Regions from separate parts of the Homo sapiens genome. Here regions 1, 2 and 4 are each linked to region 3. The links are chromatin loops, found by intact Hi-C in ENCODE. Cell type or tissue: Calu3. All regions are shown on one strand. Region 1 overlaps LOC105379137 (a long non-coding RNA gene). Region 2 has its middle 90 kb from the start of LINC02214. Region 3 overlaps LOC105379133 (a long non-coding RNA gene). Region 4 has its middle 39 kb from the start of SEMA6A.

The links. Peaks named below come from ENCODE experiments on the same cell type or tissue, not always from the same donor. Only the 100,000 strongest peaks of a DNase experiment are listed, where the experiment ranks them.
Region 1: a loop joins it to region 3, with 5 times the contacts of the local background. A loop is called at or near these places in 5 of 110 quality-filtered maps.
Region 2: a loop joins it to region 3, with 4 times the contacts of the local background. A loop is called at or near these places in 2 of 110 quality-filtered maps.
Region 4: it touches region 3 in a loop (2.2-fold over the local background); 2 of 110 quality-filtered maps call a loop at or near these places.

The regions. Positions count from the first base shown.
Region 1 is chr5:116,946,933-116,949,432 of GRCh38, reverse strand. The region is part of intron 1 of LOC105379137 (a long non-coding RNA gene); the gene reads left to right. Among named protein-coding and RNA genes, the nearest start is that of LINC02214, 190 kb to the right of the region's middle. In Calu3, a CTCF peak has its summit at 1,344 (motif pointing right); a DNase peak (open chromatin) is centred at 1,332.
Region 2 is chr5:116,671,126-116,673,625 of GRCh38, reverse strand. No RefSeq gene overlaps it. Among named protein-coding and RNA genes, the nearest start is that of LINC02214, 90 kb to the left of the region's middle. In Calu3, no CTCF peak of the experiment used is centred here; a DNase peak (open chromatin) is centred at 1,254.
Region 3 is chr5:116,764,529-116,767,028 of GRCh38, reverse strand. LOC105379133 (a long non-coding RNA gene) reads right to left here. Exons shown (of 4, transcript XR_948689.3): 1 at 2,448-2,500. Among named protein-coding and RNA genes, the nearest start is that of LINC02214, 3.6 kb to the right of the region's middle. RefSeq lists an enhancer at 2,464-2,500. In Calu3, no CTCF peak of the experiment used is centred here; DNase peaks (open chromatin) are centred at 248 and 1,388.
Region 4 is chr5:116,612,822-116,615,321 of GRCh38, reverse strand. No RefSeq gene overlaps it. Among named protein-coding and RNA genes, the nearest start is that of SEMA6A, 39 kb to the right of the region's middle. In Calu3, no CTCF peak of the experiment used is centred here; DNase peaks (open chromatin) are centred at 621 and 1,141.

The DNA of each region.
Region 1 (2,500 bases), 180 kb before region 3:
GCATACTGAAAAAGATAAACTCTGGAAAGATTTATCAGGTAGAATAAAAAATCAGAAATGAAATATAATCAGATTGTGCAACAGGATTATAGTCAATAATAATTCAACTGTACATTTCAAAATAACTAAAAGAGTATAATTGGATTGTTTGAAATACAAAGGATAAAGGCTTAGGGGATGGATACCTCATTTTTCATGATGGTATTATTACACTGTGCCTGTCTGTACCAAAATATCTCATGTGCCCCATAAATATATACCTCTACGATATATGCAAATAAACTAAAAATCAAAAAAATTTTAAACAAATATAACTAGAGAACTATAGATTTTAAAATCCTATAGAAAATATTTTATAAAATGTGAATATATTTTACTATATGTGAAAACCTTGATAATGTATATTTTAGAAAGTATAAATTATCATATTTAACCCAAGAAGAATTAGAATTCTAAATAGTCCTTCAAGAATTTGAAAATGCTGACAAAGAACTACTCTAATATTTAACATAATCCCAATAAAAATTTCAATGAGATCTCCTGGAGAACTTGAAAGATAATCCTGCTGATCACTTAGAAGAAAAAAAAAAAACAAGAATAACCCAGATCTTTTTTTCATTAAAGATGAATAATGAGAGAGAAATTATCCTACTGGTTAAAGTATATTATAAAACTATAGTAATTAAAACTTAGTGGCACTGTGGAAAAACAGTGGATTGGATCTATGGATTGGAGTGGAAAATCTATACATAGATCAAACATATATATATATATATACACACACACACACACACATACTTCCACTTCGACTGTAGAAAGCCATAAGTTAATATCACTCCAAACTTAACGATAAGAAAAAAACAGATGACCTACAAAATCATACCTTCTCTGGAGCTGAGCAATCTAGGCACTAAGTGAACTAAATTCCAAGGAGACGTAAACCCTCCCAAGCACAGACAAGGCATATAACTATTTCATCTTCGACAGAGCACGAGAAAAAGAAGTAGGCAGCATACAAGCAAGTAAGGAGAAATCAACTAAAATTTTAAGAAATTCATTAAGGCCAAGCATGGACTAGACTGTCAGTATAGAATAGCCGGGAACTCCAGACTCATAGAAGTGTGGGCTCCCTGGCTACCTTGCTTTCCCACAAGAAAGCCTGCAGGCAGAACAAAGGAGGCAGAAGAGAAATCTCCCACCTCTACTCCGCAAAGTTAGCCGGATGATGCAGCCTGCAGGAAGTGATCAACAGCTGCTGGGGAGAGAAAACACACTTCCTATTTCCCCAGACCCTTCTCTCCTATGAAGCAGATGCCGTATCTGCCAGCAGAGGGCAGCAAACTCTCCTGCCCCAGGGTCCAGGCATACACTCATTGCTTACCGGGAGGGATGCAGGTTAAGACAAGTCTATCGCCGGGGAGGAGGTGGGAAGCCATCTTTCCCACAGGATCTAGGGAAAGAGCCACTGTTACTAGGAAAGGGGTAGATGCAAAAGATTTCTGCTCCTGGGAGAGAAAACTCACATCTACCTTCCTTTCATTCTCACATGTACCTAACTCCAGCCCTTCTGTTCTCACCAAGCAAGTTTATACTCACCTTAGCACATTTTTAAAAATTGAGCTAATACTCGCATAACAACGAACGATTTTAAAGTATACAATTCAGTGGCATTTAGTACATTCGCAATGTCCTCAACAATCACCCTTACCTGTTTCGAAAACATTTTCATCACACCTGTAGAAAACTCGATACAAATTACGCAGTCATTCTCCACCACCACCCCAGCCCCTGGCAATGATTAATCTCCTTTCTGTCTCTATGGACTAATCTATTCCAGATAGTTCATATAAAAGGAATCACACAATATGTATGTGACTGGCTTCTTTTGTGACTGGCTTCTTTCACTTAACCTAATGTTTTCAAGGTTCATCCAAGTCATAGTTTCATGTGTGTCCGTGTGAAGAGACCACCAAACAGGTTTTGTGTGAGCAGCATGGCTGTTTATTTCACCTGGGTGCAGGTGGGCTGAGTCCGAAAAGAGTCAGCGAAGGGAGATGGATTATCATTAGTTCTTACAGGTTTTGGGATGGGCGGTGAAGTTAAGAGCAATGTTTTGTGGGCAGGGGTGGATCTCACAAAGTACATTCTCAAGGGTGGGGAGAATTACAAAGAACCTTCTTAAGGGTGGGAAGATTACAAACTACATTGATCAGTTAGGGTGGGGCAGGAACAAATCACAATGGTGGAATGTCATCAGTTCAGGCTATTTTTACTTCTTTTGTGGATCTTCAGTTACTTCAGGCCATCTGGATGTATACGTGCAAGTCACAGGGGATGAGATGGCTTGGCTTGGGCTCGGAGGCCTGACATTATCATGTATCAGTCCTTCATTTGTTTTTAAGGCTGAATAATATTCCATAGCATGGATATACCACATTTTGTTTATCCATTCAACTGCTGATGGACGTTAGGGTTGTTTCCACCTTCTGGCTATTGTGAA
Region 2 (2,500 bases), 93 kb after region 3:
GAAGGAGCCAGAGTGGCCATGTGCATTTTCAGTATCTGATAGGGGATGTTGAGTTGGGGATCCCCTGGCTGGGTTTGAGTGTGATATGTTTATGGGGTTTGCAGTGACTTCTGTGTGCAGTTATCACTAGTCATCCCCAATTAATAACTTCAGGAATAGTCCTAGCACCCACAGTGCCAATTCACCCAGTGTTGAGATGTGAAGATACAAGGCCTGAAGTCATGTTGTGATAGAAAGTTGTCCCACAGTGCCCAGTACCAAAAGTTTGTGGGTGGTAAAAGAGAAAAGCTTTCTTAAATGTGTGGAGGTAAAAGCTATCGTGACTTTTTTTCTGGATTCATGATGTGTGTGGTAATTAATAGATTTTAAATAAATTATTTGTTGCTTCTTTTCTCATTCGAAATAAATATTTATTTTCATACCTTATTTATATATGTAATTGTGTATTATTTTTCCTAAAGAGTTCCAAAAACCTGGAGTCATCCTTGCCAATGACTCCAAGGGCTGGACAGAGTACCTCCTTAAAGAAACTGTGATAATCTATCATACACACTTGGTTAAATTCATATTATCAGGCCACGCACAGTGGCTCATACCTGTAGTTCCAGCACTTTGGGAGGCCAAGCCTGGCAGACTGCTTGAGCTCAGGAGTTCAAGACCAGCTTGGGCAACATGGTGAAACCCTATGTCTACTAAAAAGTACAGAAAAAATTAGCTGGGCATAGTGGCATGTGCCTGTGGTCCCAGCTACTCAGGATGTTGAGGTGGGAGAATTGCCTGAGCCCAGAAGTCGAGGCTGCAGTGAGCTGAGATCACGCCACTACACTCCATTATATCACTGGGTGATATAGTGAGACCTTGTCTCAAAAAACAAACAAACAAACAAAAAAAAACCACTCATATTATCACTTCACCTTATATATGAGGTATCAAATCCAGAAGCCCCTCCCTGTCACCTGAAATCTCTATTTGTGTTCCTCCAAGATGCCAATCTCCTAGTACCTTGAAGGATAAAACAAGGAAACAAAAATCAAGCTCAACATGATTTATTTAATCACTGGAACACATTCCATCTTCTTCCCTTAAGGCATGGAGCATTCTTTTGCACAAAAACAAGGTTTTGCTTAGTGTCCAAGTTAGTTAAATATTATTTCTCAACCTCTCTGCTTCTTTCACAGCCCATCAATATACCATATGCCAAAGGATGTTAATTAATAAAAGAATAAGTAGCTAATGGAATGTGGTATGATGTCAGGACCTATTACCACACATACTTCCTTCTGCTGTACAAAGCACTATTGAACACTGGAGTCCCAAACAGTTAAAGTCCATCAAATGAGTTAAACTAAGGTACTTTCAGTATAGGTAGGCTGTTTGCATATTTATACTTGCATAAAATTACAGCCAACTGAAGACAATTCAAGAGAAAAAAAAATCTAACAACTTTGAAAGAGTAAAGACTAGGTAAGTCTAAATCTCATATACTAAAACTTACAGAAAGTATCTGGGTATACAAAGCATTTTTTTTGTTTGTTTGTTTGTTTGTTTGTTTTTTGAGACAGAGTCTCGCTGTTGTCCAGGCTGGAGGGCAGTGGCACGATCTTGGCTCACTATACAAAGTTATTTTTAAGTGTACATGCATTATATCCATACTTCACACCATTGATGTTATGTATGTGTCAGCAACCAGTTATAAACTCACATTCTCTGAGATGCTTTGTCAACTATTAGTTTCGTCAAATTTAATCCTGTATTCAAAACCATCAGACTGAAAGCTTAACAAGACTTTACCAACACAACGTAAACAGGAAAGCTTTCCCAGAAAGTTTCCCAAACCAACAAAAGCATTTTATGGTAGCCAGTCTTGATGGTTACCACTGATCCTTCCTGGCATCCACACCTCTGGATAGTATCCTCCCACATCACAGTAGGTTTGGTCTATGTGACAAAAGAATGTGGCAGAAGTGATATGTCACTTTTGAGATTAGGTTACAAAAGACTGCCACTGGCCTTTGCTCTCTCTTGCTTGCTTGCACAAACTATCTCTCTCTCTCTTTCCCCATCCCTCATTGCTCTCCCTGGGGGGAAGCCAGCCGCCATGTTGTGAGCTACCCTATGGAGAGGTCTATGTGGTAGGGAAACTGAAGCCTCCAGCCAACAGCCAGCAAGGAACTGAAACCAACATAGCAGACAAAGGAGGTTTGACTGGTACACCCCCACAGCACCAAGCCCCAACCTCAGTAACCTATCATGTAAAAGGCATATCTCTGTGACCTCACAGAGATGAGAAAAGCCTGTGTGTATGCTTGAAACTGAAAGAGTCACATGCTGAAGAAATAATCACCTCCCTTGTTCAACCAAAACACAAACAAGTGCACTTAGAGGCCATGAGAATGGGGTAGAGTGCAAACAGAACTATCAATGGTTTTTTTCTTTTTCAGTTTCAAGCTCATCATGTCTTCCTAATCCCAGAGAAAAGTCCAAGCTCAAGCCTCACATT
Region 3 (2,500 bases):
CCTAATGCTATCCCTCCCCACTCCCCCGACCCCACAACGGCCCCGGTGTGTGATGTTCCCCTCCTCTGTCCAAGTGTTCTCATTGTTCAACTCCCACCTATGAGTGAGAACATGCGGTGTTTGGTTTTTTTGTCCTCGCAGCAAATTACCCAGTTCTTTGGAGAGTCTTATCTCCTAAATGAACAGGACTCAGACCACAGGAGTCCTCCTGCAGCATTTAGTGATGTCAACACTGGATGCAAACCCAACACCGGGAGCCCACAGCTCTTTGCTTCAGAGATGAGTAATACTGGCTGAGTCATTGTTTCTATCTGCCTTTTCAATGCTCTCTCCAAAAAGTATCTCGTAATAGACAATCTCTGAGCTCACTGCTTACTGTAATACTTCTTATGTAATAATGCTGGTGGTGAGCAATCTCCTGTAGTATTCCATGACAGCAACACTGACTGTGCTGTGTTAACCTCGATTAATGTTATTATTTGTACACCATAAGGGTACGTTTTGTTTTTCTATTATCTCTTATATTTAGACTGGGAGGCATTGTTCTGTCATCCTTGTTTTATTTTAAGAAATCGAACCATAAGGAGGTTAAGCAATTTCTTCAAATTCATGTAGCTTGTGAACTTTGAGCCTGTGCTTCCTGTTCATTGAGTCACATTATCTCAATTTAAAATTGGCTGCGTTTTAAGTAAAGAAAATTTAAATTAAAAAAAAAGAAGAAGAAAGAAAGCAAGCCATCCAGAGAAGCAGTGCACAGTGGTAATAATGTGCTAATGTGCTGATGGAGTTCAGGACAAGCTGCCCCAAAGTACGGCACCTTGGCATTTGAGAAAACAGCAGAAGCAGGAAGGTCACCCTCGCCTTCTCCTGCTCTTCTCCCCTAAAGCAGGTCCTAAAACCTAGGAAGAATTTTCTGACCCTCCTCTGAAGGAGATCACAAGACCCTCATGTGAACTGTGCCCTCCCAATACTGGTAGGAAAGAACATCCTTATTTCTGAAGAAAAAGGGTCACAGAGAAGAATCTGAACAAACAGTCCATGCTAAGTACCCTCCCACACACAGTTTATTACCATTAAATCATACTTTTTTTTTACCCAATCATACTTCTTCATAACTATCCACTTCTTCATCAAAAATCTACCATAAAAATACACCAGCTTTCTCATTTCTTCAGGCCTTCATTTCCTTTAAAGACTCCTGTGTCATGTTAAACTTCCAATAACTAAGTGTGTATATGTTTTCCACTCATTAATTTATCTTTTGTTACAGGGGCCTCATCCATGAACCTAGTGATGGATGAGAAAAATATATTTTTCTTCCCCTACAGTGCATACAGGCTTTGGATTCTGAGTCATTCAGTCAACAAATGCTTATTGAACACGGGCTGTGTGCCAGGCATGCAGTAAAGCAGGAAGGAAAGACCCTTGCTGTCATGGGGTCCATACACTTGAGTCTGGGGTTAGAAATGGGGAGAAACAGACAAACTGAAACACAGTATAAACACATAGATAAGAGAGAAATAAACAAGGAATGCCAGATGGCTGTAAAGGCAATGTTGGGCACCACTGTGGTGTGATATGATGGAGAATGACCTAGTGGTTGCCATCTGAGGGTGCTTGCCACAAACAGCCTTGAAGGAAAGCCCTGATTTTCTATCTTATCTTTATAAACACTTCGAAATTCAAACGCCATTAAACTGATTTTAAAATGGACCTGTGTCTTATTTATTTATGTCAGCCACAGTCATAACAAGGAAGTAGGGGTGCGGGGTGGGGAGGGGGGGAACAGGGGAGAATGTTCTAAGCAAAGGGAGCAGCAAGTGTAGCAGAGGTGACAGACAGGCTGAGCTCCAGACTCAGCTCTAACCCTCTCTGGTTGAATGACTTCAAGCATGTTACCAACATACCTAGGTCCTTTGTGAAAGGCCCTTTAAAAGAGAGACAATTTCTAACTCATAGGAACTTACGTAAATTAAATGACACCAGCACATAGCAGTTACTCATAAAAGGTAGTTGATTTCCTACCTTATCTTGATAAATCCTTTAAGATTCAAAGACCATTAAACTCTGATTTAGAAATTGTCCTATGTCTTATTTATTTATTTATTTATCTTCCTGAGCAGGGGGCAGCTATAAGAGCAGCAGGAAATGTGAAATCAGAGATGATCTAGGTTATGAGTTCTTGGAAATCAGGGATAAATTTATTTATAGGAGGAAACAAACAAGATGCCATTCTTTTGGGGACAAGGGTGACTTCTCCATTAGATGCAGTACGATAGTGCCTAGGACCCACGATCCTTTGCAGAAAAGGGGAGCTCCACAAAAATCTTCTAATTTCTTTAAGATTAGCAGAAAATAAAAAAGAATTCTTAGGTGTATTTTAATATAGAACATCATAAGTTTGTCTTTATAGCAGCACACTCGTAAACTTTCATTTTTAATGTTACCTTATGGAGACAGGACCTCCAAAGACAAAGTCCCTAGGCCTTACAAAATCCGT
Region 4 (2,500 bases), 150 kb after region 3:
AGAGGGCAATATTCGCGTGTGAAGGGAGTGGGCCTATATCACAAGGTACATGGAGATGGCAGGAAGGCACAACCTACCCCCAAGCAGGTGGTGAGGGAACCTGGGAGCCACAGCCAACCAGGAAGGATTAGGTGATGCCATTGCTCCACAGGCTTAGCTCTGCTCTCCTCAACTCAGCAGGAGTCCTTTGCCAGTAAACCATGGAGTTGGTGGAAGGACCCGTGCTGCGGTGGCTCTCTGGGCTTTGCCTCAGTGCCCAGCCTGGCACTGAAGCTCTCTTTGAGGACCTGAATACACCTAGGACTCAGACCTCTTGGCTGAGGCCCTGATGTCTTATCTGGACATCCTCCCAGGAGCCTAAACTCTTTCTCCTACCATTATTCCCAAGAAAGAAAACTTGTATATGGTGGCGGGGATAGAGAGGGAAGGATGTTGGGTGCCAGAGCTCTGTTTCTTGACTTCTTGATTCAGAGAAAATCTGCGAATGTTCCCAAGAAATTATGTCCCACCTGTTGGTGCTACTGATAAAATGAATAATTAACTCCAGACCAGGCTTTATGCCAAATGCTTTAGCTAATCCTCACATCCTGCCTGTGAGGGAGGTAATTTTTGTAGACGAGGAAATGAGGTCCAAAGTAGTCACGACTTACCCAAGGGCCTACAATGGGAAGAGGGGAAGAGCCAACAATCAAAGCTTGACAGTTTGCTCGCATGTTGTATATTGTATTTCTTTTTCTTTTTTCTTTTTTTGAGACTGAGTCTCCCTCTGTTGCCCAGGCTGGAGTGCAATGGCACAAACCTAGGCTCACTGCAACCTCTGCCTCCCAGGTTCAAGCAATTCTCCTGCCTCAGCCTCCCAAGTAGCTGGGATTACAGGCATGCTCCACCACGCCCGGCTAATTTTTCTATTTTTAGTAGAGACAGGGTTGCGCCATGTTGCCAGGCTGATCTTGAACTCCTGACCTCAGGTGATCTGCCTGCCTCGGCCTCCCAAAGTGCTGGGATTACAGGGGTGAGCCACCGCGCCTGGCCGTATATTGTATTTCTTCCAAGACTTGCTGAGTATTTTCTGCACACCTTGCAGAGCTTCCTCCTGCTTCTCTTCAGCAGAGGTCCAGCCTTGAGGAAGGTGTCACTGGGCGAGGTGGTGAAAGAATGTGATCTGATTCATGAGTTAGTACTACACAGCAGCTGGTGTGATGGGAAAACCCCCTCTCTTATAAAAGGAAGCAAAGAATTTCTCACCCGTAGTTAAAATTTCTCTTCCCACCACCCCACCTCCCTCTACTTTTGTGGTAAAATAGAGAACGGAACAAAGTCAGCACTCCAACTCTTCCTGCTATCTTGATTCAGCCAGGAAAGCATAGTAAACAGACCCAGACCTCCCAGGAACAGAGTATTGACGAGAAGAGTGGACAGAGTTAGCTGGGAACCCAGTGGGAAAAAGATTTGGATGCATCAAGAGAAATTAAAAATCAAAACAAAAGTGAGTTCTTTTGTTGTTGCTAATAGAAACAGTATCAAGATACAGATGGAAGACACCATATGGGAAAAAAATAAATAAGAAAAGCAAAGAAAGAGGGAAAATTTTAGCAACTACATCTCTTTCTCTAGTGAAATGACAACCCACTGGGTATCAGGAGAGCTGAGGGGCTGGCCTCTGCTGTGCTTCTAACAGGCTATGTGACACTGGCCAAGACACTGCCCATTTCTGGCCCTCAGTTCCAGGTTTTGTTCTGGCCACAATCAAAAGAAACCCATTCAACCAATTAATCAACCCAGTGGCACTCGCCTATTGTAAATTGTTCCTACACCTTTATGCCCATAATATACACAAAAGAAAAAGGGTAGGAAGAAAACTGTAATACCAACTCACCCGATTTCTTATGAGAAGATTGTTTCATTTCAATATCTTTATGAAATACTTTAAAAGCCATATTTATATATTCACACACACATACATACACACACATATACACATACAAATGCTTTCTCTGTAGGTTTTTAAAAATTTTGTTTGGACTGATGTTCAAAACACAATAGAGTAGGTGGATATACTATGAAATTCACATGCACTGTTTCAGTTTTGCCATCATTAAACTGTCATCAGGCAGGATACAAACAGAGCTGACCAAGCATGTGGGCTTGTAGAAAATAATGCATATTTCACTTCCAGGAGGAGCTCAAGTCGTTTCCTGCAGATGAAACAATAACTTGAGGACTTTTCTTACCCTTTTTCCTCTTTCTGGAAGTTAGTAAATAACATAAGCCCAGTCATAAAATCTGAGATTATGTTTTCAGAATACTTTCTCTCTTAGCTAATGAGACTATCGCCTACATTTTAAAATGTTAAATACACTCAGTGTAAAGGAGACAAACGTAATTGTGTCATCTCGTACCAAAATTTGTCTTCTATAGTTACAGGGAATGGTGAAAGTTCTCTGAACATTCTGTTGTAAATTTTTGATAGAAGTAGAAAACTTAAACATGGTAGCTACGT